Regions from separate parts of the Mus musculus genome. Here regions 1, 2, 3, 5, 6 and 7 are each linked to region 4. Evidence: chromatin loops called from intact Hi-C (ENCODE). Cell type or tissue: heart. All regions are shown on one strand.

Region 1 (4,000 bases), 170 kb after region 4:
ATGGCAAATGGGATTGGTTTCTAATCATATATGATCTTTTTTTCCTAACTTTGCCTCTATCCTGGTCCCAATATGTCTTTCTTTTTTTTTTTTTTTTCTTTTTTTTTTTTTTTTTTTTTTGGCTCATTATAAAGTAACTATCTTGTTCCATAAAGTTTTCAAGTATCTTTCCCTACACTTGACATTTTGGGTCTGGGTATGTTTTTATTGGTTACTTACTACATCTATTGTTGCCTGGGTAAGTGTAGGATACAAATTCTCTATGACCCCTTGGAGGAAAAAAGTACCAGATCTTGCCTTGTCTTAGGGTTTTTATGGCTGTGATTAAAACAAAACAAAACAAAACAAAACAAAACATGACCAAAAGCAAGTTGGAGAGGAAGAGTCATTTTTTCACCTTACAGTTTGTAGTCATTCTGTCATAGAAGGAAGTCAGGGCAGGAACCTGGAAGCAGGAGCTGATACAGAGACCATGGAGGGGTGCTGCTTACTGCCTTGCTCCTCCAGACTTGCTCAGCCTGCTTCCTAATAGGACCCAGTACCGCCAGCCCACGGGTTGCACCACTCACAGTGATCCGGGCCCGCCCCCACCAAAAAAAAAAAAAATCAGTTAAAAAAATGGTACCTGAGGCTTCCCCACAGCCCACGAGAGTGGGAGCATTTTCTCAGTTGAGGTTCCTTTTTCCAGATGACTCTATAATTTGTATAAAGTCAACATAAAACGAGCGAGCCCAACTCTACATTTCTAAAACTCAGCTTATCTGTCTCTCAAAGACTATACCTGCCACATCCTATAAATAAATCATTGAGTAAACAGTCTGACGTTTCAAAGGCTCTGAGATAGGCATAAGATAGAATCTTTCTGTGTTTTTTTAGCTTAGGAAACGTACTCAGTGACTATATGGGTGAATTCTCTTGTGATCTAAGATATCTGAGTTGGGGGAAGAAAAACCCTGGCCTCATCGCAGACAAGTGATGTAGTGTTGTCTGAGTTTCATGGCAGGAGATTATGAACTAGCCCACTGAGTCCTCACCGGGGTCACTCCATATCCCCAGTGCAGTCAAACCTCCCTCCAAAAAGGCATTACCTGGCATCCAAAGGGAGCATACTGTGGTCCTTTTAGAGGACACATACCCTGGGGAGCAAGGGAGTGTCTGTGTGGCCACTGAGGCTCTCCTCCTGTGTCTCATGCACACATTGGCCATTGTCAGACTGGCCCTGTGCTACAAGTGTGCCTCATTTGCATGGCAATCTTTATCATTTAGAAGACTGTGAGCAAAAAAGTGACCAAGTGACCAGACTTGCCAAGAAGCTGTGTGAAACCCTGGAAGATCATGAAAAGGCACATGAGTAGATCCTCCTGTGGTTGCTAGTTGGAGCTGACCCTGGCAGCACAGGCCTGTACTCTCAGCTCCTCTAGAGTTTGAACAGAAATATCATATGTTCAAGACTCACCTAGTCTATAGAGTATGTTCAGGGCAAGCCTGGGCTACTAAGTGAGTCCTGTCTCAAAAGAAAAAGTAAAAAGAGGGCAGAGTTAAAGCTCAGAGTCCTTGCCTCCCACATGAAAGGCTCACAGGGAGTTTGAACTGACTCTGAACTAATCCTTCTATCTCTATTTTTTCTATTTAAACTTTTATTTCTATTAATATTTTGAACTAGGATATGTTATTGTTATTGTTGTTGCTATTATTATTCCAGAGAAAAATCATAGGCTTAACAGGTGACTGTGGAGTTTAATGCTACATTGTAAGTCGGCAACAGTCAACTTTAATCTCCAGTATATCTCCATACCAGGCTATTTCTTATAGGCTTGGTTTTAAATAGAAAATTCAGTTGAGTAGCTAGATTTAAGTGTGAAGATATGCCTTGTTTATATTTCAGCTGGAAGGTACTCAGAATAAAGCATATATGTGTGTGTTTGTGTTTGTGTGTGTTTGCGTGTGTGCCTGTGCATTATGGCATTTTCCTAGATGTTATTATATCTTGCTTATTCCTGTCTTTCCTCCACTGCCCTTGCCACTTGTGCCCCCTTCTGCTCTTCCCCTTCTTTCCAAATATTCACCCCTCTACTTAATATATCATATTACTCTCTCTCTTTTTTCTCTTCTTCCCAACTCCCCTTAAAAGAAGCACAGTTGTTTTTTATTTTTTTAATTGCCCGAGTCCTTACACATTTAGACAGCTGAGTTCATCTTTAAGTCAGCATTATCAGATCCACCTCAGAGAAAAGCAAGCAAATTTACAACTACTCAGAGATAATACTGGGCCACTTAGGCCCATTAGTGTTCTACAGGAGTGTCAAGTGACCTTGTATGAGATTGCAGAAAGATGGCCCTTAAGGCAAAGGCAGATGCAGTAGCAAATTACTCGTGCCCTAGAGGCACTTACATGTTTTGTTCCTGTTTGGTCAAAGAAAATATAGTGACAGGGCTTATTCCTTTAATGGCGCCTCTTACATTCTGGTTACAGAGTTTGTATATCCTGAATAATTTATATTACAGATATCTGTATGTGCATCTCTCCTAATGAATCTGACCACAGCTACACTGCAAGATTCACGGTAAAACCGCTCTCTCTTTAAAGCAATAATGTCTGGGTCCTTTACCGTGCCAAGGTCTTCAAAGACTTTAACACTTTTTCATTTGATTTGATTTGATTTTTCTTTAATAATTTTTAGTAGTAAAGAAAACGGCTTGGGCAAGAGACACGATGTGATTAAGCTGTTTCTTCCAGCTATATTATTATGTTAGAAAAACTTCAGTTCAAAAAAAAATTTTGACCTACGAAGGAAGCTCAGTCTGTAATGTATTTTTGCCAAGCCAACACCAGGTCCTGATTTCTACCTCCAGAACCTACTTTTTAAAAAAAATTATAATTTATTTATTTTTATGTTGATGGTGTTTTGCCTGCATGTGTATCTATACACCATGTGTATCTATACACCATGTGTATCTATACACCATGTGCCTTTGAAGGCAAAATGATGTCATTGGCTCCCCTGGCACTAGGGAGGCAGACGGTTGTGTGCTGCCTTACGTGCTGGGATGGAACCTGGATCTTCTGGAAGAGCAGCCTGGGTTTTTAACCACTGACCCCAGCTCTCCTGCCCCAGAACACACACAACCTTAAAAAAATACAAATACAAAAAGCTGGGTGCTAAAGAGCTTGTTTATTATCTTAATGCTTGGGCAGCAGAGACAGGTGGGTTCCTTGGGCTCACTGACTGGACAGCCTGCCCTGCTTGTCAAGTTCCAGTAAGAGATCTTGCCCCACAGAACAGGGAGAAGGACACCTAGAGAGCTACACCCAAGGCTGATTTCAGACCTCCATGCTCATTTGTGGACATGTACATGCACCTCAGTGCACATATGTACAGACAAAAAAGCACATATGCACACACACACATATATACACATATACACAAACACATACACACACATATACACAAACACATACACACATACATAAACACACATACATACACACACACCAGTTTTATCAACAGTACCAAGTAGAACAGGAGCAAGGGTTTATAGGATTTTTTGTAGTGTGTTCTCTTGTACCTGTTAAGATGGAACTATGAGCTGAGGCCCTGCAGTCTAACCAAAATCTGTTGTGGTATAGTGGCAGCTACAATGTTTGAGCCATTGAGAAAAGCTGTGTTTGGGGGCTGGGGAGATGGCTCAGTGGTTAAGAGCATTGACTGCTCTTCCAAAGGTCCTGAGTTCAAATCCCAGCAACCACATGGTGGCTCACAACCATCTGAGATCTGATGCCTTCTTCTGAGATGTCTAAAGACAGCTACAGTGTACTTACATATAATAAATAAATAAGTCTTTAAAGAGAGAGAGAGAGAGAGGGAGAGAGAGAGAGAGAGAGAGAAACCTATGTTTAATAAAACTTTATTTATGGGGCCCCAAACTTGAATTTTATGTAATCATCAAATGCCACAAAGCATGACCCCTCCCCTTTTGCATTTAGGAATGTCATAGCTGT
Region 2 (4,000 bases), 240 kb before region 4:
CCTGGATTCCACCAGTCATCGGACCTCTGGAACTAGGGCCAGGGCCCCTCATCTCTAGTCCTCTTGCATCCATGCCTCTGGTTTCCATCGCGCAGGTCTCCATCCTTCTCTCCATTCCTCGTGGCTCCAAGACCTCAGTTTCCATGGGCCGAGTCTCCATCCCTCGAGATTCTCTACCTCCTCTACCATCCATAGGTAGACCTCTCTGATCTATCATGGGACCTCTGGGCTCTCCAATTAGCATTCTGGGATCTGCTGCCAATGGTCCTCCTCTCATATCATGTGAGGCAGGGCCACGGTTGTCATGACCATGATGCATTGGAGGACCCTGATGGGGTGGTCCCATATAGCCCCTGGGCTCTACTTCTCCAGTCACTGAGAGCAAAGTCCCTCCACGTGGGTCATTTGGAGCATCTCCCAGTAGTCCTCGAGGAGGTATGCCACCAGAAGGCATGGGTCCACGAGGCATCGGAGGTCTAGGATCTGATATCTGCATCTGTCCTCGCTCCAGGGGCACTGGACCAACCACTGGCATGCCAACTTGTGGCTGCATTGCTCCTCCTGGAGTTAAGGAACCAGGTCCAGGTCCAGGAACTGCAGCTGGTATTGGCCCCGGAGCTGGAATTCCTCCCTGGATAGAGGTCTGCATCAGAGGTGGAATGTCCTTCACAGGTCTTCTTGGCAGATGCTGAGGCTGAGGGGCAGGAGGATTCTGTTGGTTCAACATGACGTTAGGTCCCGGGCAGAGGCCAGGGGCAGGGCCGGGGCCAGGGCCGCCAGGCCCACTAGGCCCAGGCCCACCAGGGCCAGGCCCAGAGACCGGCTGAGATTTGCCTGGGATCAGTGGTGTGACATGTATCTTACGATGCAAAATTTTCAGTGCAATCTCTGGATCCATGATTCTCATCACCACTTGTGCCTGCAGCAAAGCATACGCCAACTGTGGGTTCTGAAGTAGCATGTTTCGAGCTTCCTGGTGACTGTTCTGGACACACAACTTCATCTGCTTCATGAGCTCAAACATCTGCTCTGGGGGCAAGCTGGCGACTGCTCTAGTAATCGATTCTGGAGCATCTTCTGGGTCGATAGGGTCCCCATAGGGGGAGTCAATGATGGGGGCCGCCGGGCCTAAGCTCTTTAACTCCTCCTTGTTCTTTTCGCTGGCGGCATTGTCCACCCGAAGCGCTCTCCCACTAAACTCTCGCCCATTGAGGTTTCGCATGGCACTGAGCGCAGTCTCCTGGTCTTGGTACTCGCAGAAGCCATAACCCTTGGGCTTCCCAGTCTCTCTATCGTAGACGAGACGGAAACTGACAACTGAACCAACCTCTGAGAAAATGTCCTTTAACTGCTCCTCCGTCGCCTCATACGGAATGTTCCCCACGAACACCGAACGCAGCGATCGATCCATGGCTGGGTCTCTGACCGCCAAACTCGACATGATTGCTGCCGAGAGGACAGCGGAGATTGAATTCGTCTAAGGGTCGTCCTCTGGCGAACCACACTTCCGCTCTGTAACGGAAGCAGATAGCAAGCTCCGGACAGAAACCTTTCTGTTAGGAATCTGTAGTTCCGTTAGGCCGCAGACACTGCTTCCTGAGACCGGACTAATTTATCTAACGCCTTCCGCCCCGGGCCGTGAGCTCGGTTGTCCGCGCCTACTTACTGACAACAGGATTCCGTTCCATGGTCCTATTGGTCGAGTTTTCCCGGCGTCCCGCCCCCGCTTCCTGCGGGCACAGGATGCACTACGACTGACCTCATTAAAAATGGCCGATCGGGCTTCCATGGGGTAACCGGCAGCGTCTGTGTTTCCACACACTCGGGGCTGTTTTCATTGCGTTCCACCGGCGGGAAACCGCAAGCCGGAAGCTGATTTAAGGCTTAATGTGTTTTCACAGCTTTCGTTTAGTGTAGGATAATAGAAATATTTAAAATTATATCCAATATTATGAGGTAAAAATATTGTTATTTATCCCTTAAAATAGCTTAACAACATTAAACATAATTATCGCAAAGATAAAATAGCGCTTCTGTCAGCCGCAGCCCCGCCCCCAAGCTATGGCTTGTTCAAACTGTTACCAAGTCCAGGGTCTTCCCTGGTATCTTCTGTGTGCGCAGGTTGTTGTGTGATCATTTCTCTCTCCCCTTACAAATTTTAATTGACATCAATGCTAAAGTGGAATTAACTAAAAAGTATGACTGCAGAGTCTGGATTAATCGACTAAACTTTTATTGTACACATATAAGTAGTTGTGATTTTATTTATTATTTAGAGACAAGGTCTCTATGTAGTCCTATCCTGGAGCGCAGGCTGACCTCCAGCTCCCAGAATCCTCCGCTGGGCTTAAAGGTGTGCACCACCACCGCCCACTTCTCTTGCCAGTTTTGTACTTTAAATACTGCCATTTTATTTTAAATGACCAAACATAATTTTCACTGTTTTAACTTGGAAAAAAATTCAAAAAATATCATGGTTTATATTTTGTTTTGTTCTTGGTTTTGTTTTTGTTTTTTGAGACAGAGTTTGTCTGTGTAGCCCTGGCTGCCCTAGAACTTAGTCTGTAGATGAGGCTGGCGTTGAACTCAAGAGATCCACCTACCTCTGCCTTCCAAGTGCTGGGCTTAAAGGAGTGGGCCACTACACCCAGATATGTGTTATGTTAATGTAGATGGTATATTTTTACATTCAGTTGTCAATTAATTCAATAAATTAAGTTATCAGGTATACTAAAACAAATTTTGTTATTTTAATACAGGGCCCTTCTACAGCCCAGGTTGGCCTGAAAAATTCACTGTGTATGTAGTTTAAGCTGTCTTCAAATTTGCAATCCTCCTGCTTCTCCCAGTGTATGCTGGGATTAGAGGCAAGCACCACAAGCCTTATCTTTACCTGATGGTCAAAGAAAACACAGTAACCAACAAACAAAGCAACACGTGGGGCCTATGAGATACTTAAAGGTTTTAAAACATTAAATAAAACATTCACCATAAATTAGGCATGGCGGCTCATCTTTAATCCTAGCACTTGGGATACTTCCAGGACATCCCGGAGCTCTTTATGTCTAGTTCCAAGCTGGTGATGGCACACTGAGAGACACTCAACACTTTAACACTTGTGTCTGTTAAATACTATCAGCTTAGTCCCTTGTAGAAATGGTGTTTAAGCCGGGCGGTGGTGGCGCACGCCTTTAATCCCAGCACTCGGGAGGCAGAGGCAGGCGGGTTTCTGAGTTCAAGGCCAGCCTGGTCTACAGAGTGAGTTCCAGGACAGCCAGGGCTACACAGAGAAACCCTGTCTCAAAAAACAAAACAAAACAAAACAAACAAACAAACAAAAAAACCCAAAAGACAAAAAAAAAAAAAAGGAAGGAAGGAAAGAAAGAAGAAAGAAAGAAAGAAAGAAGGAAGAGAAGAAAGAAAGAAAAGAAATGGTGTTTAATATTTACTCTGAATTACTTTGAGCATCTATCAGTCAAATTAAAAACTAACTGCCAGGCTGGTAAGATGGCTCAGTAGGTAAGGAGCACCCGACTGCTCTTCTGAAGGTCCAGAGTTCAAATCCCAGCAACCACATGGTGGCTCACAACCATCCATAATGAGATCTGACTCCATCTTCTGGAGTGTCTGAAGACAGCTACACTTACATATAATAAATAAATAAATCTTAAAAAAAAAAACTAACTGCCTTGACTAAAAATGTACGTGTTTTCAACAAACAAGACTAACCAACAAAACCACCCAAATCTCTGACATATTTGGCAAATGTGGTATTTACAGCAGGGGTGGTCACACAAGTCTGGAAAGCCTAAGACAGGCTCAGGCTCATTTTGAGCTCAAGGATAGCATGGACTATATACTGAGTTGTAGGCAAACCCGGGATATATGTAAAACCTCCCCTCTCCTTTTAGCTATTTTCAGAGATGAAATTCTACACAAAATTGTAAATACTGTAGTCTTTGTGAGTCTGTAAAGTATATTAAAACACTAAATAAAATAA
Region 3 (4,000 bases), 500 kb before region 4:
GATTGTTAAGCTGCCTGTGCCAAGCAGGGATTGGTGTTTTTAATTTAGAGATTATGTCATACAAGGGACAGTTAGTGACGTTTATGCTGAAGATAACTGACAGGCTAAAAGATGTATGATAAAAATCAGTAGTAATCTGGAATGAAAGAAGCCAAAGGTTATGTTTCAGGTGAATCAGGGAAAATCCACGAGGCTTGTGGGGTTTTTTTTTTTTTTTTTCACCGCATCTCCTGGAGTCCCTGGGGCAATATTTGTTTAGTGTAACAGCATAATTGAGGCTCTGATTTATGAAAGGGCAAATGTTTGCAGATCCTAACTTCTGCACTGGCTCCATTGTCTCTTCATAGCAGATATAAAATATGAACACCAAATCATGGCTAGAAAACAAAAGCGCAGCTGACAGACAGGTAAGCTAAAGTTTCTTCTACACCTTGGGATTCGCTGTAATCTGAAAAGCACCAGATTTTATGGGAATCCAGATTCCTCTTTCTTTCTTTCTTTCTTTCTTTCTTTCTTTCTTTCTTTCTTTCTTTCTCACTCTCTTTCTCTCTTTCTCTCTTTCTTTCTCTCTTTCTTTCTCTCTTTCTTCCTTCCTTCCTTTCCTTCTTTTTTTTCTTTCTTTTTAAGATTTATTTACTTATTATATGTAAGTACACTGTTGCTGTCTTCAGATATCCCAAAAGAGGGCATCAGATCTTACTATGGATGGTTGTGAGCCACCATGTAGTTGTTAGGATTTGAACTCAGGACTTCCAAAGAGCAGTCAGTGAGTGCTCTTAACAGCTGAGCCATCTCTCCAGCCCCTAGATTCCTCATTCTTAATGAACTCTCAGCTAGCATCTACATCAACAGGGACGGTTCTTAGAGTTAGAAGACTTAACTTCTTAGGTAAATAGATCCAACTGGGACCTCTGGAGAATCCTACTTCCGGGGCAGAATCCTCAGACTGGTGAAATGAGCACATGTGGGGCTGAGAACCATGGCACCTCTTTAAAAGGTGGATGACAGCAAGCTAATTTGGTTTACTCAGTGTATTGCACTTCTTACAGTTACAAACATTGGCAGATCACACGTGAAACCCTCATTTCTGTGTCTTCCTGAAGCAGCTATTTCTACCAGGCTGCCACCTGTTAGGTCTGTGTGTTCTGTGTCCCAGCCAGGCCACCCCGCCTCAGTCCTCCCCTTGTCCGGCTCTGTTATTTGTTCCTTAGAGGCATTTATTTTTCAGCCCTCACCTAAGAGTGTGTGCTACTGCTTGCTTTTGGGTGCATGGTGTGCAATCTTCTTTTTCCCTTCTTCTCTTTCAGCCCTCAACTCAGATATGGCAAAGTATTAAAAAATTTAGCCTGTATTGTTCACTAATTTTAGAATTCCCATGGAAACACTGATTTAGGGGGAAAAATACTTATACAGGAGTCATGGGCTGGCAGGCTCTAGTTGCTTGATTCTATAGTTAACATCAAAGTCATGTGAACTCTGTCTTTGTTTTTCTCATCTGTAAATTTAGGCACCAAACCAAACATTTTTGGAGAGGCTATGACATCACTAATTGATGGTTTTAAAATCTTTTGGTTGTGAGGTTTTTTTAAAAAGAGGGTTTTACCGTGTAGCCGAGGCTGTCCTTAAACTCACTAGCTCACTAGCTTTGAACTCAGGATCCTCCTATCTCATCCTCCTGGGTACTGGGATTCACATAACAAACTGGACATTTGCTTACTCTGTGCCAAGCACCCTGGAGTCTGTGAACTTTGAAAGGTTCCTCACAGGAAACTTCTAACCTGAGTGTTCAGTTATTTAGTGTTACCCAACACTCATGTTATATCTGATGTATGATTAATAACCATATTTACTTCATTCCCCCCAAAGCCTCTGGATTGGATAAGAGATCTCTGGGCCTTGAGGAAGGACTATAGAGCGAGTTTTGTAGGGAGAAAGACAGGGTAGGATGCTGTAAGTCTGGGTGAACTCCGTGGCTATGCAGGATATGGCTTTGCTTCTCAGAGGACGGAGGCTGGGCCAGACGGACATCCATTCAGATGCTTTGGTGTGCCTCCTGCCGCCAATGTACCCTGTTCTCCGGCATCCCAGCAATCTTGGTGAGCATGCCTCTGCCTCCAGGCAGCTCTGAGGAGTAGGGATATGAGCTTGAACACCATTGGGAGAGTATTGCACGGTTACCATCAACTTCAGCTGCCCCAACTCAACAAGTGGCAGGAATTGTTTTCTGTTTTTATTCTCTTTCTTTGCTCTTTTATCTGGAATCTTGTGCGCAGGCACCTGCCTTCAATTGTACTTCTGAAATTTCCTTGCCCTCCTGTCCAGTATTTAAAACAAAACCAAAAATCAGATAAAAATAAAAAAAACAAAACTTCCAGTGACCTGGCATTTCTGAGGGCACACTCGTGCCTGGTGCTGCCATCTAGTGGACATGTCATAACCTTATGGGTTATGGGATCTCTGATCCACGATCCACGTTGGGCTAGACTGGACTGGAAAACATCAAGTAACTACTGAGGCCTGCCTTCCAGATAAATGGATGGCAATTCAGTGATGACATGTTAGCAAATTATACATGCCAATAATTTCTCTTGATACCAGTTGTTTTCTTAAAAGGTATCTTAGATGTTAGTTCTTAAAATAACACCGTCTAATGCTTCTATGGTATGTATACTCAGAGGAAGGCTGACTGGAAGAGAAGAAAGCCAGGACCACCCAGAAGAAAACTTATCTACCCTCACCTTCATTGGAGCACTTGCAAACCCTCTTGTTATGTCTGCATCCCACTCCTCTCCATATGAAGAGATGTCCCAAGTGTCACTACTTAGATCAACATCCAACCTGGCCTGCCGACCACTCCTTGGGCTGCAGCCATGATTTACTCTCTCTCTCTCTCTCTCTCTCTCTCTCTCTCTCTCCCTCTCCCTCTCCCTCTCCCTCTCCCTCTCCCTCTCTCTCTCTCTCTCTCTCTCTCCCCGTCAGAACATCAGAATTTTAACTTGAAATGTAAGTTCTATTTATCTGCTAGCAGCTTTCCCTTTAAAATCCAAACCTAGATAGTTGCCATAGTCTTAACTTTAACAAAAGTATTTGTCTTCTTGTCTCTCATTGTCTCCTTTGTTTCTCCTTTTTCCAAAAATAATCATCTCTCCTATCTCCTTTTTTCTATTTCTAGTTTATTTTTGTAATGTTTATCTACAGATTTCTTCCCACAAAACCTTCTGTTCACTATGAAGATCCCAGTAGTTCTCTTCTAAGTAAAGCAAAAGGACTAAATTTATTCTCTTTTTTTTTTAATTTAAAAAAGTGCTTATTTTTAGAATCTTGATATTTTGGTATACCTGAACATGAGCAAAAATTAACACTGGGTCATATCCCTCTAGCAATGTCCATATTATAATCACTAAAGAGCTTTATCCTAATCCTCCTGAGAATTTCTCTCAAGGACTAAGAATATTTTAGGGCATAGTTTACAGAGGTCATTGGGATGGTTAATATTCTGTAACTATTTTTGATTTATAGTAGTTGATCCAAAGCAGATGCTGGATATAAAGCAGCAAGAGTTTCTCAGTGTAAGAATAGAATATAAACTGCACTAGGGTCATCATATTAAATTATATGACTGTGTTGTGTTTGTACTGTTTGGAACCTGGCATCTGTCCAGAGTCTGGACTGTTACACAGACCCGTTTTGCTGTACTACTATGGTGTGCAAATTTTAAAATATATTTTATATATTTGAGGCCTCCATACCTTAGAAGGAATAGAGTCTGCCTCCTCCTGTTGAAGAGCCTGAGGACAGAGGGGCAAGCTCCTGATGAAGTCCTGTAGCTATGCCTCATCCACAGAGAAGCTTAGTTTCATTTCAGCCTCCAGAACATTGCTCATTTTATTTATGCACAGACATGGAGATTGATAGACGCATGACACATCTTCACACATGTATTTTATTATCTTTGTCTAATTCATGATTGACTATTTCTTTATAACATTTTCCAAAGAAC
Region 4 (4,000 bases):
AAGAGTATATTCGAGGTAGTATTCAGTGCACAGAACTGGAAAAGTAAGTATGGCTCAAATTCTTTCCTCTTGGCTTCTTTCCCTTGCTGTGCTAGGGATAGAACTCAGAGCCTTTAATATATTAGTCACACACTGCCACGGAGTGGACCGTAGTCTGGTATCCACTTGAACTTTACTGCGTCTCTCCAGCCACTCCCACATCCTCTTGGCTCTCTACAGACAGCTGAGAGAGATCTGGATAAAGCTGAAGGTTCTAATAGGGGAGCAATCATAAGGATTAAACATTTAGAAATGGGAAGAATTTGGTTCTATCCAGTGACTGGTGAGATGTTCAACTTTAAGTGGATGAAGTACTACCAATGAGTCCAGCATCCCTGTCTTCAGACCCTCCGGGGGCACCACTACCTAAGACCATGAAAGCTGGGAGTGAAGGGAATTTTGTGGTTTTTAAAGTCAGTTCTTATTATCTATAGTCTCAGTGCACAGGGAGTGATATCTGTGACTCATATTAGGCTTAAACAGACCTGTTGGTGATTAAAGACCATAAGATTATGCATATTAGTGTTCCCATATGGTTATAAATGCTTGTGTGAGTTTTCTTGTGTTTGAGTTTAAAATCCCTTAGTGTTATATCAGCTAACTTCTAGACACGATCTAGTTAGACTAACAAGCGTTGGTACTGAAGATTCTTGCTTTAATTAGCCATTATTTATTATTATTATTATTATTATTATTATTACCACCATCATGCTTATGTGTATGTATGGGCATGCCTGTATACACATGTAAAACAGAGACAACTTTCAAGAGTTGGTTCTTGCCCTGGACTTTGCTGAGGTAGGATCTTTTGTTTAGATTGCTCCGCTGTTACCTGCTTCAGATTCGCTGGCTCTTGGACTTTTGATGCAATCTCCTGTCTCCCCCTCCCACCTCAAGGTAGGAGGCTGGGATTACAGATTTGCGCCCTGACATCTGGCTTTCACATAGGTTACAGGATTTGAACTCAGGTTGTTAAACTCAGGTTGTGGTCAGAGCTTTTGCCTGCTAAGCCATCACCCAACCCCATAGCTCTATTTCTAAGATAGGTAAAAGTGACTATATAAATAAATAAAACCTTTAACCTGGAATTATTCTGAATCAACACCTAATGGGTTCTTCTTTATTTTTTTTCACAAGAACCTCTAGATTTATTTAAATAAGGTTCCTGATCTAGGGAACACCTGTGTGCTCATTGCATTTATTTCCCTGGGGGAGGGACTATGAGTTGGGCCTGATTTGAAACAGGGTAGCCAAGGCTGACCTGGAACTCACTGTATTCCCAGCTGGCCTCAAACTTGTGACAATCCTCACGCCTCAGCCTTACAAGCGCTGGGTCACAGGTGTGAGCCACCGTGCCTAGCAAACACAATTACCTCTGAGCTACTCCAATAGTTCTTATTGAACAGATGTCAATGGGGTCAAATGACTAGACTAGTCATTGGGGAAGGGACATATGAAGGGGAAAGCAGAAATGAGTCTATACTTGGAGCTCCATATCAGCTTTATAGCTATCAAATGTGACTACATAAATAAGTTATATAGCTATCGAACATAGGTGGGGGCATGGTGGGATAGTTTTCTCTTATATCCCTACCCCCCAAAAAAAAGGAAAGGAAAGGAAAGGAAAGGAAGAGAAAAAGGAAAACAAAAGCCTTTGTCTATATTCCTACATTTAAAATTATGTCAGACTTACTGGGGCTATACTGTTGTCTACGGTGCCACCTATTGGTAAAATGAAGCAAAAACAATCTACTGTCATTGGTACAGTATCCTCTTAAATCTCCTTAGAGTTTTGCAGGCAGCTGTTAGAAAGCAGATTGTCTGTGATCCGACTAAAATAGGAGATGAATCATGTGCCTTATGCAGAGATGCTCAATTTTGTCATTTAGTAGAGACCCAGATAGGATCTAGGAGGCAGGATATCCGACTTCCCTAGTTCATAGCTCTGCCAAAAAAAGGGGGGGGGTAGGGTGGGGTGGGGGGGAGGGCTGTGAGATTGTTTAGGGATTCTAAGCACTTGGCTCTTCTCATCTACTGGAATGCAAGTGGAATCGTCTCATATGACTGCTGCCTTATACAAATGTGAGCTGAAGTGCAGAGTCTTTTGTAACATGATCTCTCAGAGCCTTTGTGAAGTCACACAGCTATAGCAAAGGGCTGGCTCAGAAGATGTAACTTTCAAAAATTAGTTTTGTGAGAATAGCCGACATAAACTGTAAACCCCTCTAAACAAGCATGTGGTTAGCTTTCATGGAAGAAAAGGTTAAATACCAAGTACAATATGATAGATGGCTGAAGGAGTCATTGAAGTTTTTTGAGATACACACACACACACACACACACACACACACACACACTCCTGCTGAAGCTCAGGAAGGCTTTGATCTTATACTTGTCATCATACTGCTCTGGCCACTCTCAGTGTGATTACAGGCTTGTGCTACCAAGACCAGCATGAAGAATTAGATTTCAGTTAAATTAGCAGGCTTAACAAATATTAGGACTTCTCATTTCAGTGGTGCCCATGTGTATAACCTAAACCAGAAACATACATACACTAGGCATTGGAGTAAAATAGGAAAATTGATAAGACGTCCTTCATTACTGATTGAAAAAAAATGCTACTATGAAAATCATAATTAAGGCAGATTCCTTCACACTTTTGAACTTCCCCAGCTTTTATAGGGCAATGTTGTTACTTGTGAGTTTTACTCACCTCCCACTTACTGTGCAGTTGGTGTTTGAGGTAGATTTTTTTCCATTAATCATTTCATTTGTTTACATTTAAAATCTTATCCCTCTTTTTTTGGTCTCCCTTCTATGTACACTCCACCTATTCCCTTCCCCTTTGTCTCTAAGAGGGTGCTCCTCCACCCACTCACCCACTGACCTCTCAACTCTCTAGCATCCCTCTACACTGAGGCATCAAGTCTACACAGGACCAAGCGCCTCCCCTCCCACTGATGTCAGATGAGGCAATCTTCTGCTACATATGAAGCAGGAGCCATGGACCCACCCATGTCTGTACTCTTGGTTGGCAGCTTAGTCCCCGGTAGCTCTGAGGCATCTGGTTAGTTGACACTGTGGTTCTTACTATGGGGTTGCCAACCCCTTCAGCTGCTTCAGTCCTTCCCCTAACTCTTTCATTGGGGTTCCCCCGGTCAGTCCAATGGTTGGCTGTGAGTATCTGCACCTGCCTTAGTCGGGTGCTGGCAGAGCCTCTCAGAGGCCAGCGATACCAGGCTCCACTGAAAGGCTGGCTGTACTAACACTGCTTTGTCTATTTAGAGTTTGGGTGGGTAACCCAGAAAACCAGCAGAACACTGGATTTGTGGGGTTCATGTTAGAAAGCCAAAATTATCTCCTAAATTCCTTAGTCAGTACTTTTTTCTAATCACATGAGTTTAACGTTGGCTTCTGTGTCATGCACCTTTTTAAGTTTTATCTTCTGGATTTGACCCTCTTGATTTTCTCTTATAATGTCTCTAGTATTTTGATTCCTTCGGATAATTGATGATAATTTTCCTATTTCAAGTTTCTTAATCACATCTACCAAGTTCCTCTTCCATATAAAATAGAGTGTACAGACATTCTGAAGATTGGGATGTGTTGAGACCTTTGAGGACTTATGATGCTGTCTTCTATAAATGCCTCAAATAAGTATATTAATTTAAATAATATTTTGATCACTATATAAAATTAAATAGTAGGTTTTGAAGTTATCTTAAGTAAGAAAGATTTTATTTCTATGATGAGTTCTATTTTAGACTCTTAAAATTTAATGTTGAAGATATTCTGTTTTGGGATTGGTCATTGATTTGACAAAATAGCATCATGGTACAAAACAACACTCTCACATAATTAAGGAATTCATGGAATGGAAGTATCTGAAATAGGCTATGGTGTCTACAAGTGGAATTAAAAAATACTTGAGTATTATAATAAATATAAATGCTCTCAG
Region 5 (4,000 bases), 900 kb before region 4:
GAACTTCTTGATTTCCAAGTATATGGTGTTAACTGATAGTCTACTGGCTCAGATGAGGTCAAAATTTGTTTTTTAATGAGGAGAGACTGGCAGTTTTCATTGATGTACACTGAAGTTTTCTATCTTTGGGGGAAAATGTTTATAATTTCAATGCTTTACTTCTGAATGCTTTTGGTGAATTGTTTCTTCATGGTCATCGGAAACGTGAAAGAAACTTTAAATAGGATAAAATCAGATCACCTTTGGCACATTTCTCAAAGCAGTTACAAAATGAATACTAACTGAGAAAAGCGCTAAATATTTTATTTCAGCCAATTAAAGTTATACGTTCTTAAAGACCAGGTTATACTTGGGTGTAAATGATTTTTAAGTTGGTGTTATCTTACATATTTAAACGTGGAATTTAAGCAGTTCTCCCACTTTTACTCAAGCTAAGACATAAACACATTTTATAACCTAATCATAAACTTTTGTTAATTCCACAAGTTTTATTATACTGTGCCCTGGAGACCATGAGCCTCTTAATTATTTAAGAGTAATTTAACAATCTGAACTAGTTACATGGTGCAATTGGTAGTTTAGTTGTATATAAAATAAGCTACATAATAAAATCCAGATAACATTTGAAATGTAATTAAAAGTATGATAGTATGTATAGAATTGGAAGAAAGTATATTAAATTAAGTTAATTAACCATTAATTTTTCATAGGACTTGGGAGGGAATCCAGGGTCTTGTGCTTGCTAGGCAAGCACTTTGCGACTGAGTTCCACCACTCTTCATTTTGAGACAAGATCTTCCAAAGTTCCCCAGGCAGGCCTTGACCTTGTGATCCTTCCTGCTGTGGGCCAGCCCCATTCTATTACAGCGTCTAGAGAAGCAGGGGTGTTAGGCTTGTACAACCAGATCCAGCTAATTCTTTCTGTATGTGCACGCATGGCTATGTGTGTGTGTTGTGTTGCTCATATGTGTGTGAGAGGACAGAGGTCAACTTCAGGTGTTTTCCCCTGGTCCATCCCACTTTACTTTTTGAGAAAAGAGCTCCATTGTACCTGGAATGCATTATTTCAGCTAAAATGTCTGGCTAGTGAGCCTTTGCTACCTACCTGTCTCTGCCTCCCCGGTGCTGGCTGCAGAGGTAGCTCTCAGTGTGCTTTATGTGGATGCCAAGTATCTGGACTCAGGCCCTAACACATGTGAAGCAATTGCTTTAACCACTGAACTGTCTCTCCAACCCATCATCTGAATAGCTTTGCTCTCCGTGTCTTTAGCATGCGCTGTCTAGAAGCTCTTTGTGAATAAGACTCTGTAGAGGCACAGTTGCTACCGCTGTCTTCAGGCTCTTGTCTTCTCACTGCTGTAAAGATCTTAGGCATCATTTAACTGGCTGTTTTATTTTATAAAAACTTGACTGGGAATGCCCACGTATCTCGATGAGTAAGAAGGAGGATCAGAAAGGGGTATCGGGAAAAGTTACTAGTCCTCATGTTGTGGGAATCCTTATGGGCTTTCTTCTGTGCCAAGTTGTTTTAAGGCAGCTTAAAAAGGCAGATGTGGGATTCCAGGGGTCGAGTGCAGAACAGCAAATTCCACTCCTCCCCTGCATGTCTTTGGGTCTGTTTCATATTGGCTAGATGACATTTATTTGGGTACAGACATAAAGGGCATCTCTGTTATATTTGCAGAAGGCCAAATGCTGTGAGGACTGGATGATATGTTTGGAAAAAAAAAATTGAAATTCCAAAAGGTCATGATTGGCAGGAACGGTGGTTTACCACCAAATGTGTGCCATACTTTCCCCTTTATAACATGCATTTTCCAACTATCCAGGATGACTCTAAAATGAAACTCATGTGTAACTTCTCTGCACATACAATCATTTGAATGTACACATGGGTAAATACTACTGTAAGTATAATGTAGAAAGGAAGTAATTATACATAATAAAAGATATGATATGTAATAAAATGATACAGGTTGGAGACTATCACCAGAAAAGAAGCACACAGTAAGTTGAACTGAAGACAGAGTGCATGTTTCTCTTGGTGACGTCATTTCAGGCAGCAGCTGAACAGATGTTTTGAAACTTGTGCTGATTCTTTGCCACTGTAGTAGTGGCCACTGGTTTTACTCCTGCCAGGTATCGACAGGTTTTTAAAATAATGATTAGCTATCTGTAAAATGTCTAACAAAGTCAAATACTCTCTTCTCTCAATTTACATGGTAGTTGCATTCCCAGCAAATTTAAGGCAATTTAAGCTCCGTGCACAAATAAGCAAGTAAGTTATATGTAAAATGGATTTAAGTTTCCTCCTGCCTGAATGCTCCTGGGGGGGGGGGACTTGAAGTTGTATGGCTTGTGGAATAATTCATTAGTGTACAGAATTCTGCCAATTTTAGAACACAGGTATCCAATAGACAACCTCAATATTACAAACTCCCACAAGGGGGCAGTGCAGCCTCCATTGAAAGTCGTTGGGAAAACTTTTAACCTAGGAACTGGATATTTTAAGGTGAGATAATTAGTGTGTGTGTGTGTGTGTGTGTGTGTGTGTGTGTGTGCTATCTTTGGAATTGTGGAATGTTTGTCAGAATCTTGGGTTATACCCATTAATCTCAGAAACTAAAATGTCTCAGACAGCACTCATTATTCCCCAGGGTCCTGGACAAATCCATCTACAAAGTGAGGCCACCGAGCTGAATGCAAATATTTTAAATGATAAATTAATAAGCAAAAGTTTCCCTGTGTTATTTAAAGGGAACTTCATAGTTAGAAATGACCTCAGACGGATTTTAAAAAGGGTTTTTAGTAGTTAACCTGCAAGCCGTCTCTGAATCAATGAGGAGGCAACATCACTAAAAGTTGTTACTCTTCACTGAGTCAGCAATACATGAAAGTATTTAAGTGTCGGTATTTGTTTTATTTTTAATCCAATTTTACTTAATAAAGTGTCTGTGGCCATTTCAAGACAAGCTCAAGATATACCATCTCCTTATGCCTAGTCAGGGAGAAAGAACACTGAATGCCTCAGTCTCCCAATATTTGAGCAAAAATATTTCATGGCTTCTGCATGGTTTCTGGAGGCAGTGTGAAGACAGACAATCATAATGGGATACCTAGTTGGAATCAAGAAACATTTTTCCATCAAAGCTCTTTGGTGTCTTTTGGAAAGGCATAGTGATATATACATATACACATACACATATATACATATATACACCCACACATGCATATATGTGTGCATATATGTATACATAAGCTTCCCATAAGCCTTGTGCTACCCATATCTGTACACACAGTGGTTAAGTTAGCACTAACATCAGAACGAAAACATACACTTAAGCAGCATATTTAAGAGCCCATTCACACATTCAGCATGTAATTATTTATTTGCCATGTATCTACTTTGTACCAGTCACTATTCCGAATGTTGAAGGTGCAGTGGTCTGAGGCATATGCAACCTCTGGTCTAGTGATGCAGAAAAACAATGAATGAGGAAACATATTACAAAGTTCAGTTGGTAAAACTTGGTGGATTCTAGGATGAAAATAAATTAAAATGTAATGGAAGGCTGCCTGAGGTCAAGTGGTGTCTGTGGTCCTCTAGCTGGGGGCCCTGTTGATGTCCACAGCCCACATTACTACTGAAGGCTGTGTGGATCTTCATAGTCTGTGCTGTCTCCTTAAGCTTTATTGATGTCTGAGGCCTATGTTGCTATCCTCAAAAGGCCATAATGATGTTCCTGCTCCATGCTGTGGTCAAAGGTTGTATTGTCTGTACTGCCACCAGAGTCTGTGCTGAGATCCATGGTTGGTGCTGCTGCCAGAGGCCTTGTGGATATCTGTGGCCCATGCTGTTGCCAGAAAACAGGTGCATGATCACTGCTACTGTGGAGCATAAAGGGCAAGGAGGCTTTTTGGTAGTGTTATTGATGACCAAAGAATCACAGTTGAGAACCTTAGAAGGCTTCTGTGACAAACCCCTCCCCTCCCAAAAGAA
Region 6 (4,000 bases), 230 kb before region 4:
TTAAGAATGAACCTACAGTGAACCTTGCTTATGGGAGAGTGGTCTTTCTGAAGAAGTCAGTTGGGGATCAGGTTTAAAACATCACCAACAGAACAGCAATGTGGCAGGGCATATTTGGACTCCTTATCACAGTTGAATGCTCCCCAGAAAACATTACTTCAGGAGTGCCAGTTTAAATTTGTCATATTACACTAGACTCCTGAGAGTTAGAAATTTTGTTAAAATGTAAGATGTAGTATATATGAAAATGCCATAGCTAGTGCTCTGTGGTGAAGGTCCAGAGACCAACTGCAGCTACAGAGAGGAGCGACATTGGGGGTTATTTTAATACTCTCCTGTGACCTGTCATAACGCAGAGACCAGTCTGGTAGGGTTGCTGTGATAAAATACCACAAACTGGTTGGCTCAAAGAAGAGAAATGTTTTCTTGCATAATATCAAAAGGGCAGCAGCCCTTGCTTTCTCCTTCGGCTACCCTCCCACTGTGTGGTCACCTGGCCTGGCTTCTGCTTAGACAGAGCCCTAGAGCATCTGTCTTCTCAGGAGAATATTTGGCAGATTAGATTGGCTCTTGGTGCTTATGGGCTCATTGAATCCCACATATTGCTAGGCCCTGACATGAGATATAGTCACAGGAGACATAGTCACAGGATCTTCAAGTGTGCAGCTGTGGGCGTTCACAAATAAGGACATAGCAGCCAATGATGTTGCTATCTCCAAGAAAAGAAGGAACTGGGTTTTTTTTTGTTTGTTTGTTTGTTTGTTTTTGTTTTTTTTTTTCAGGATTTCATGATACTCTGTTCCATTCCCCTCTCCCTATCTGTGGGTGCAAGTACGTGTGCAAGTGTGTGCACATGCACATGTGTGTGTATTAATATGTGTGTGTTTATGTTTGTATATGTAAATATGCATATTGTGTAAATATGTATGTAGGTGTGTATATATTGCCCTCCTTCACACTTTTTTTTTTTTTTTTTTTTTTTGCACATTTGCAGTGGCTCTTTTGTGCTGAAGATCTAGCCCTCTCCACTTTCTCTCCTTTGTTAATTGCTGTTTCAGTTCTCTGGGGATATTTCCTAGTGGCAAACCAGGTTTACCCATTAGTTCAGTACAGCAAAGCAGGGTTGGGTTCTGGGGTGAAGTGGAACTCGGACCCCAACTCTACTGAGGCAGGAAAGATCAACCCAAAGTGCCAAGAATTTATCTGTGTGTGTGTTGGGGGAGGGGGTCACAGAGAGATCCAGGGCAGGAGCTGGATGGGACTCAGAGCAGCCCCAATTACCAAACAAGGATTTTTTCAATAAATGTGGTTATTGGTACAGCAGCATTAGTAAGGATTGAATCACTGTGGACTATGGATTCCAAAAGTAACTGTAGTGGACAAACATCTGTAACGCCACACATGAAGGTGAAGCACCCGTATGCATAAAATAAAAGGTTTTCAAAAGAAATGCTTACTTCATAATTTATGATCTTCAGAAAACACACACTGTGTATATAACATACTTTCTTGAAGTTGAGTATACATTTTTAAAACCCCAAACACTTCCATCCTTCATATAAAAAAGATTGATAACTCCATCTCAGCAGTTTAATGACACAACAATAAACAGCCACACTGGCTTCCTTATTGTCATCTTCCGCACAGTCTGACGCTGACATTTAGATTGAAATCTGTATCTACTTTCTCATCTGGCGGGATAATTGGAGAACTTCTTCTCCCTGGCCTCCAGGTGTTTGCCAACTCCCACCAGGTTCTAGGAAACAAAGGGAGAGCCTGCAGGGAAACCAGGAAGTGCAAACGACCTATTCCTCCTGGGCTCTGTCTTTTGTTAAGCCTGAAAATGGAACCCTGTGTGTCAGCCCAAAGCCCGAAGGAGTCCACAGAAGAGAAGTTGGTGCCTGGAGGGAGGATAAAAACAGAACTGCAAAATCTTCTCTGCCTATTTAGTGGCTTGCAATCTGCTGCCAAGGTCCCAGGACGGGGGGTAATTGTTGCAGCCATTCTTTGTCACCAGGGAGACTTCCAGAGAAAGGCCAGGTTCCAAGGAATCCTCCAGAGAGCAGGTGTCTGCAGATGGGGTGGCGAAGGCGGGCGGGGACAGAAAAAGCTTGCCTCCCCCCTCCCCATCCCTAGGAAAACCGATTTGAAGCTTTTCCGTGAGAGCCAGAGAAAACTTTAGAACACTACAGCTCTTCAGCACTTCTGACTACTCACTGTGCTGTGCGCTGTGCGGAAGGGAGTCACTGGACGGCTTCTAATATGGGAGCTTCAGTGTGAGCCGAAATGTGGCGTTCACCAGAAGCATCCGTCTGATTTTCTCTCGAATTTTCATGGAGGATTAGTAACGAGCGGGTTCAAGTTTGGAACAGAGGAACAGCTGTGTCTGTGAGGAATTTCCATTCTGTCTGGATAAAGAAGACAGGATCTGAGTAGACAGTTTCCAAACAGAGCTGTGACTTATTTGAATCCCTTAGAGGTATAGAGAAAAGGAAAATGATACTGCCCCGTGTATATCTGCCGACTCTTGCTCGGGTGAAGAGAAAACAGGATTTCTTCATCATTCAATGAAGCACCGAGACTGTGACTTCTTTTTGTCATGCTGGTAATCCCATGCCAGAGGTCCTAGTGGTCACAGATGGCTTCCCTCTTGAAGCCCGTGCTAGTCTGATGGTGTCTGGCACTTCCCATCACCTAACAGAGGACTTGTGAGGGCTGTTAATTTAATCCAGGAGGATTGTGAGTTCAAAACCAGACTCTATTACAAAGACCATGTCTCAAACACAAAATCGAACAAACACGTAAGGAAGCTGGCCGCGGTAGTGCCGGCCTCTGTTCGCAGCACTGGAGGCAGATGCAGGCCACACGTTTATGATTTATTGAAGAAAGAACACTGGGGCTCGGCAAAAGTGATTTTTATTGCTTCTGCTAGTTTTTAATTTTTTCTTTCTCTCTTTTTTTTTTTTGTGCCAATGTGCCATATTTTGGTGTGGTGTGTTCTGAATCCCATTAACATTTATGTAGTAAATCACTATATAAAGTTCGAAGGCTTAGTCAAAATAATATTTGGAAAACTAGGATTTTAATACAGTACCTAACAGTTTCATTACACAACTATCCTTTGAGAACATAGGCTCCAAGTGCTGGTTAATATTCTTCCTCGGGTGTGAAAGATGTAAAACCAAGTGATTCTTATTAGATCGGCAGTGTGATGGGTGGGCTAAGTGCTCTCTACATAATCACTATGAGGACTTCTTGACAGATAAAGGAGCTGAGCCATGCATAGGTGGATTTGACGATGGTGAGACAATAAGTAAGAGATAGAGCTGGGAAATGCCTATATGCAGTTCCACAAAAGGAAATTGTGAAGTCCCCCCCAAAAAGCCTAGCTTGCTTTTTTTTTTTTTAAATAATACTAAATGTGAGTTTTTTTTTTTTCTCCCCAAGGAAAGATTCGTTTAAATTTTACTGGCAGCCAAATTTCCCAGCATTTCTTGCCTTGTCAGCTGCCTCTGTATTTTCCTGGAAGCAAAAATACAACATAAAACCAATGGGGAGAAACTGTGAAAGTCTGTGACACACGACAGGACCCTGAAAAGCCCTAGCAAAGGGTGATTTTGTCATTTATACCAAGGCACTGGAAGCATGCGGCCGCTCGCATAGGTGATTTACTCAAGACATTTTAGGTAATATATTGTATTGCCAAGAAAATTCATTGTTGTGAGTTCTTTCCTAAGCTTTGGTGGCTGCGTACTTATAAAAACAGACTGCTGATGACCGTAAATTATTTCACAGAGGGGAAAAGTAGATCAGAGACAGCTATTAATTTAAGCTGTTTCACATTGAAACTGTCACTCTCATGAAAGAAATGCATGACGGTTAAAATATGTGATTGTTTGGTAGAAAGAAATACATAAAACAGCAAATCTTGTGTTTGGAGTTTGGAAAGGCATTAGTTACAAATAGGGTATTAAAATGGATTGAACGTTTTCTAGCTTGA
Region 7 (4,000 bases), 510 kb before region 4:
CCAGTGAACTCAATACACTCCTCAACCTCTTTATGAAGTATACAAATAATTCTCTTCATTATTTGAAGGACAGAAAGTGAAGGAAGCTGAAGGAAGTTTAGTGTCCTGAGTGTTACCTGGGAGGCACAGAGAATTATGGTGCCCTCTAAGGCAGACAGTATTACAGTGGCCCCTTTGCTGATTTTCAACACACTTGTGGGGAGCAAGTAATTTCCAGCCTGTAAAAACCTAGTTGGATTGAGTCAATTTGTCAGATCTAATTTGGAACTGAAGTGGATATGTGAAATTACCTAAGGGCAATATTAGGACTCAAGGTTGGCTTGTGAATGAGAAAGTCAGTAAGATAGCCATCCACATATTTTGGTACCATCAAGAGTAGCTCTGTAATAAAGCCAACATATCAAATTTGCACCAGCAGTATTTCAGGCAGAATCATTTCATCAAAATCAGGTTGAAGCCATACTTACCAAACTTGAGCTATGAAGATCTTCACTTAACTTATTTGGATGTATGATATCAGTTTATGGCATGATTCATACATTTATATCCATATATCCATACATTTCATAGATCCATGATTATGAAGAAATGAGAGGGTGGTGTGTGAATCTACAGGTTGTTTATTGCAGAGGCCAAAAACGTTTCTTGTCACTAACATTAGGGAAAAAAAATAGCTGTATTGAGTCAATTTGTCGGATCTCTTTTGAAGCTGAAGTGGAGATGTGAGATTACCCAAGGGCAATATTAGGACAAAAGGTTGCCTTGTGAATGAGAAAGTCGATATGATAGGGCAGAACTTCTTAGTTCTAGAATCAGAACACTTTGCACTTTGTGGGTTTAAGTTCTTCTTTCCAACATTTATATTCCCCCAGAGCTTGAGTGAATAATTAAGCATGGTAAGATCTGCCTTCTGGTGGGATAATGCCAAGCATACCTGATGTATGGTACAGATACCACAGCAACACTTGGCCTTGTTCAGCATTGTACGTAGACAAGAATTATGAGAGAAGGGTATATTTATCTCAAATGCACACTTTTGGATATGTAGAGCAGATGTCTCTCCTACCCTTTTACCTACTTACCTCTAAATTAGTTTAACTTAGCATGGTATTTTAGGACAAAATTGTGGATTTGGGAGCCTTCCCTTGTGCTGAAGAATGCAGAAGGCATGGTGAAGCACTTACTTTCCTTGTCTTACTTGCTAAGGAAAAATTAAGGTCCCCACCTTTAATGAATCACAAAGTATTCATTAAATTCTAACAACAGGGACAGGACAATGCTTTGAGTTTGGTTATGAGGTCTTCCCAAAGGGTGGAAAAAAAATAACAAGATGGATGCTTTCAGAAGTTAAATTCTGTAAATAGATCTACACATGTGCTGTCCAGCCCTGTTCTGAACAGGGGTGCTAAATTTCCTGGTAATTTAGATCCCAGAGAGGTTGTCAATGGGATTACAAGATGCCTTAATTTCTTCCAAGGACTCTCAAGGACTTGGAGAAATGTCTTCTGTCACAAAGAAGTATGTGCTTGGTTGTACAGAGAGCTGCAGTTTGAAATAAAGTAGTAAATCTGAGTTTGCCTACACTTAAGCCCAGATAGAAAAGAATACTCCCAACTGGAGTCCTCCCTCTTGTCCTCACAGGTTGTGTGAGATATATAAACCACACAGGCTGAAAAACCACACAGGCTGAAAAATCCCATTAAAACCATATCAGACTGCCCCACTTGGAGATCCACCCCATAAACAACCACCAAACCCAGACACTAGGCAGATGCCAACAAGAGTCTGCTGACAGGAGCCTGATATAGCTGTGTCCTGCAAGGTTCTGCCAGTGCCTAGAAAATACAGAAGTGGATGCTCACAGTCATCCATTGGATGGAGCCCAAGGTCCCCAATGAAGAAGCCAGAGAAATACCCAGGGAGCTGAAGGGGACTGAAGCCCCATAGAAGGAATATCAATATAAATTAACAAGTACCCTCAGAGCTCCTTGGAACTATACCACCAATCAAAGAAAACACATGGTGGAATTTGTGGCTCTAACTATATTTGTAGCAGAGGATGGCCTAGTCGGTCATCAATGGGAGGAGAGGCCCTTGGTCCTGTGAAGGCTCTACTCCCCAATATAGGGGAATGTCAGGACCAGGAATGGGAGTGGGTGGGATGGGGAGCAGGGGGATGGGAGAGGGAATAGGGGATTTTTGGAGGAGAAACTAGGAAAGGGGATAACATTTGAAATGTAAATAAAGAAAATATCTAATAAAAAAGAAAAAAATCATATCAGAAATGATTGCATTTACACTTGACACATACATTCAGAATACAAAGCCTCACACAACCTTTTTCTGAGATCACATAAGTTTTTGGTTTTTATGCTTACATCTCATTTACCTTCTCTGGTCCTGTGTTTTGACATTATGCCACATTGCTCTCATAAAAAAATGTCTAGAAAAATGTGCATGCGATGACTGGGTATAGAAAGCACTAGGGTTTAGACTCATAGAATGTCCATGGGCTGTGGAACACAAACTCCACAGTGAACTGAGTGACTAGAAAAGAAACTGCACACTTGAACACAAAAGGACCAGATCGGTTTTTCTTCTGGCAATAGGACAGTCATAAAGGAAGGGAGCGACTGGTGTTTTGCAATCTATCCTGCTGTTAGTTCTTTTCTGTGTTTAAGGCTCCTGGAGTGCCCTGTCGATCAGAATTCCACTTCTCTGCCTTTTTCCTTCAGCAGTATTCCTAGGTCTCCCTCTCTTCTTAGGCCTTCTCAGATTATCTTAATGATGTTAATGACCCTGGCAGGTCCCTGAAGCAACACACAGCAACCTTAGGCCTCCTGCCTGCTGCTGTTGAACTCAACCAATGAAATTAATTTGTTGGCGACAGCTGTTCCTCTCTATTCTTATTCAAGAGCTTTGTGGATCTTTTGGCTCCTTTCCTGGGAAGGGAATTCCTGGTGCAGGCATGTGAAGACAGGGTTGGATAGATCTCTTAGAGTTTTACCTCTTCTCTGTATCGCTGAAGCTTCCTCCTTGTTCTACTAAGTCATTTTAGTAGAATGAATGGTGGCCAACTCATACAAGAGTGATGCAGGAGCAGACTAGCTGGTCCTTCCTTGGCTTATTGGAGATAGGCAGTTGTCACTGGAAATTTGTAAGAACCAATGTAGTTGTCCGGAACCAGAATTCTGAAGGAGGAACTGTTTTCAAAGGACCCTGTTGTGTTAAATAGTAGGTTTCTGGGCAAATCCATGGAAACAATGTGTTGGATTTTGGATTTGAGACCCGTCCTTTTTTTTTTTTTTTTTTTTTTTTTTTTTTTTTTTTTTATGTTTCTATAACTGTGGTTTAGTTCTTCATAGGCCTCAACAGATTCATAACCTTAATGTTTATGCGAGTAGTTTCACATCATTCATATCCCATAGCTTGTAAAACAAGTAGAATAACCCATATCAGCCAAACAAGGAAATTAAGGCTTCAAATGTAATAAATTGACCTAACTTTTTAATACAACTGCTCTTTTAATACAAATGCTTATTTTTCAGAGCCTGTTGGTAAAGAGTGTATAAAATTATGCCTAGTGATTTCTTACCTTTCAGAATTATAGTGGTTATTATGCAAGCTAAGTTTTGATGCCGAAAGAACAACTGGATTTAAAATGGTTCAATCGATTCTCGAAAAGGCAATGGGGATAAGAAAGGAATTGTGCACCTTTAGATAAATGAGGCCATGGAAACAAGGAAGAATTACAGAGCACTGCAGTCACATTTCTACTTGTCTTTGGGATATATGGATGTGTTATATATGTAAGACTAATGGATAATTTGGGGCTGGCCCTGGGGCGGAGGGCAAGAATCTGCCCACTATAGTGGCCTATGGCTGTCCTTTGTGTACGATAATACCTTCTGCGGTAGACAAACTAATACAATCTCAGAAGGCTTCGACTCATAGCAGTGATCCCTTCTCTGTCATTTTCAGGCTAGGAGCACTTAGAAGT

The links. A loop is a pair of places that touch in the nucleus more often than their neighbours do. Peaks named below come from ENCODE experiments on the same cell type or tissue, not always from the same donor. Only the 100,000 strongest peaks of a DNase experiment are listed, where the experiment ranks them.
Region 1: a loop joins it to region 4, with 2.7 times the contacts of the local background. A loop is called at or near these places in 11 of 42 quality-filtered maps.
Region 2: it touches region 4 in a loop (2.7-fold over the local background); 8 of 42 quality-filtered maps call a loop at or near these places.
Region 3: it touches region 4 in a loop (13-fold over the local background); 7 of 42 quality-filtered maps call a loop at or near these places.
Region 5: a loop joins it to region 4, with 5 times the contacts of the local background. A loop is called at or near these places in 19 of 42 quality-filtered maps.
Region 6: it touches region 4 in a loop (2.0-fold over the local background); 8 of 42 quality-filtered maps call a loop at or near these places.
Region 7: a loop joins it to region 4, with 2.3 times the contacts of the local background. A loop is called at or near these places in 7 of 42 quality-filtered maps.

What each region holds. Positions count from the first base shown.
Region 1 is chr19:30,670,715-30,674,714 of GRCm38, reverse strand. The region is part of intron 9 of Prkg1 (protein kinase, cGMP-dependent, type I); the gene reads left to right. Among named protein-coding and RNA genes, the nearest start is that of Dkk1, 120 kb to the right of the region's middle. In heart, no CTCF peak of the experiment used is centred here; no DNase peak of the experiment used is centred here.
Region 2 is chr19:31,080,507-31,084,506 of GRCm38, reverse strand. All of the region lies in intron 3 of Prkg1 (protein kinase, cGMP-dependent, type I), which reads left to right. It overlaps Cstf2t (cleavage stimulation factor, 3' pre-RNA subunit 2, tau), which reads right to left and starts at 1,666. Exons shown (of 1, transcript NM_031249.2): 1 at 1-1,666. The coding sequence starts at 1,441. In heart, no CTCF peak of the experiment used is centred here; DNase peaks (open chromatin) are centred at 506 and 1,706; H3K4me3 peaks cover 2,310 bases; H3K27ac peaks cover 1,750 bases.
Region 3 is chr19:31,340,789-31,344,788 of GRCm38, reverse strand. All of the region lies in intron 2 of Prkg1 (protein kinase, cGMP-dependent, type I), which reads left to right. Among named protein-coding and RNA genes, the nearest start is that of 8430431K14Rik, 130 kb to the right of the region's middle. In heart, a CTCF peak has its summit at 2,419 (motif pointing left); no DNase peak of the experiment used is centred here.
Region 4 is chr19:30,841,268-30,845,267 of GRCm38, reverse strand. The region is part of intron 5 of Prkg1 (protein kinase, cGMP-dependent, type I); the gene reads left to right. Among named protein-coding and RNA genes, the nearest start is that of Cstf2t, 240 kb to the left of the region's middle. In heart, a CTCF peak has its summit at 1,776 (motif pointing left); no DNase peak of the experiment used is centred here; H3K27ac peaks cover 479 bases.
Region 5 is chr19:31,745,278-31,749,277 of GRCm38, reverse strand. It overlaps a transcript of Prkg1 not described here. Among named protein-coding and RNA genes, the nearest start is that of Prkg1, 83 kb to the right of the region's middle. In heart, a CTCF peak has its summit at 2,431 (motif pointing right); no DNase peak of the experiment used is centred here.
Region 6 is chr19:31,072,788-31,076,787 of GRCm38, reverse strand. The region is part of intron 3 of Prkg1 (protein kinase, cGMP-dependent, type I); the gene reads left to right. Among named protein-coding and RNA genes, the nearest start is that of Cstf2t, 8.1 kb to the left of the region's middle. In heart, no CTCF peak of the experiment used is centred here; no DNase peak of the experiment used is centred here; H3K4me3 peaks cover 839 bases; H3K27ac peaks cover 765 bases.
Region 7 is chr19:31,350,802-31,354,801 of GRCm38, reverse strand. The region is part of intron 2 of Prkg1 (protein kinase, cGMP-dependent, type I); the gene reads left to right. Among named protein-coding and RNA genes, the nearest start is that of 8430431K14Rik, 140 kb to the right of the region's middle. In heart, no CTCF peak of the experiment used is centred here; a DNase peak (open chromatin) is centred at 1,801.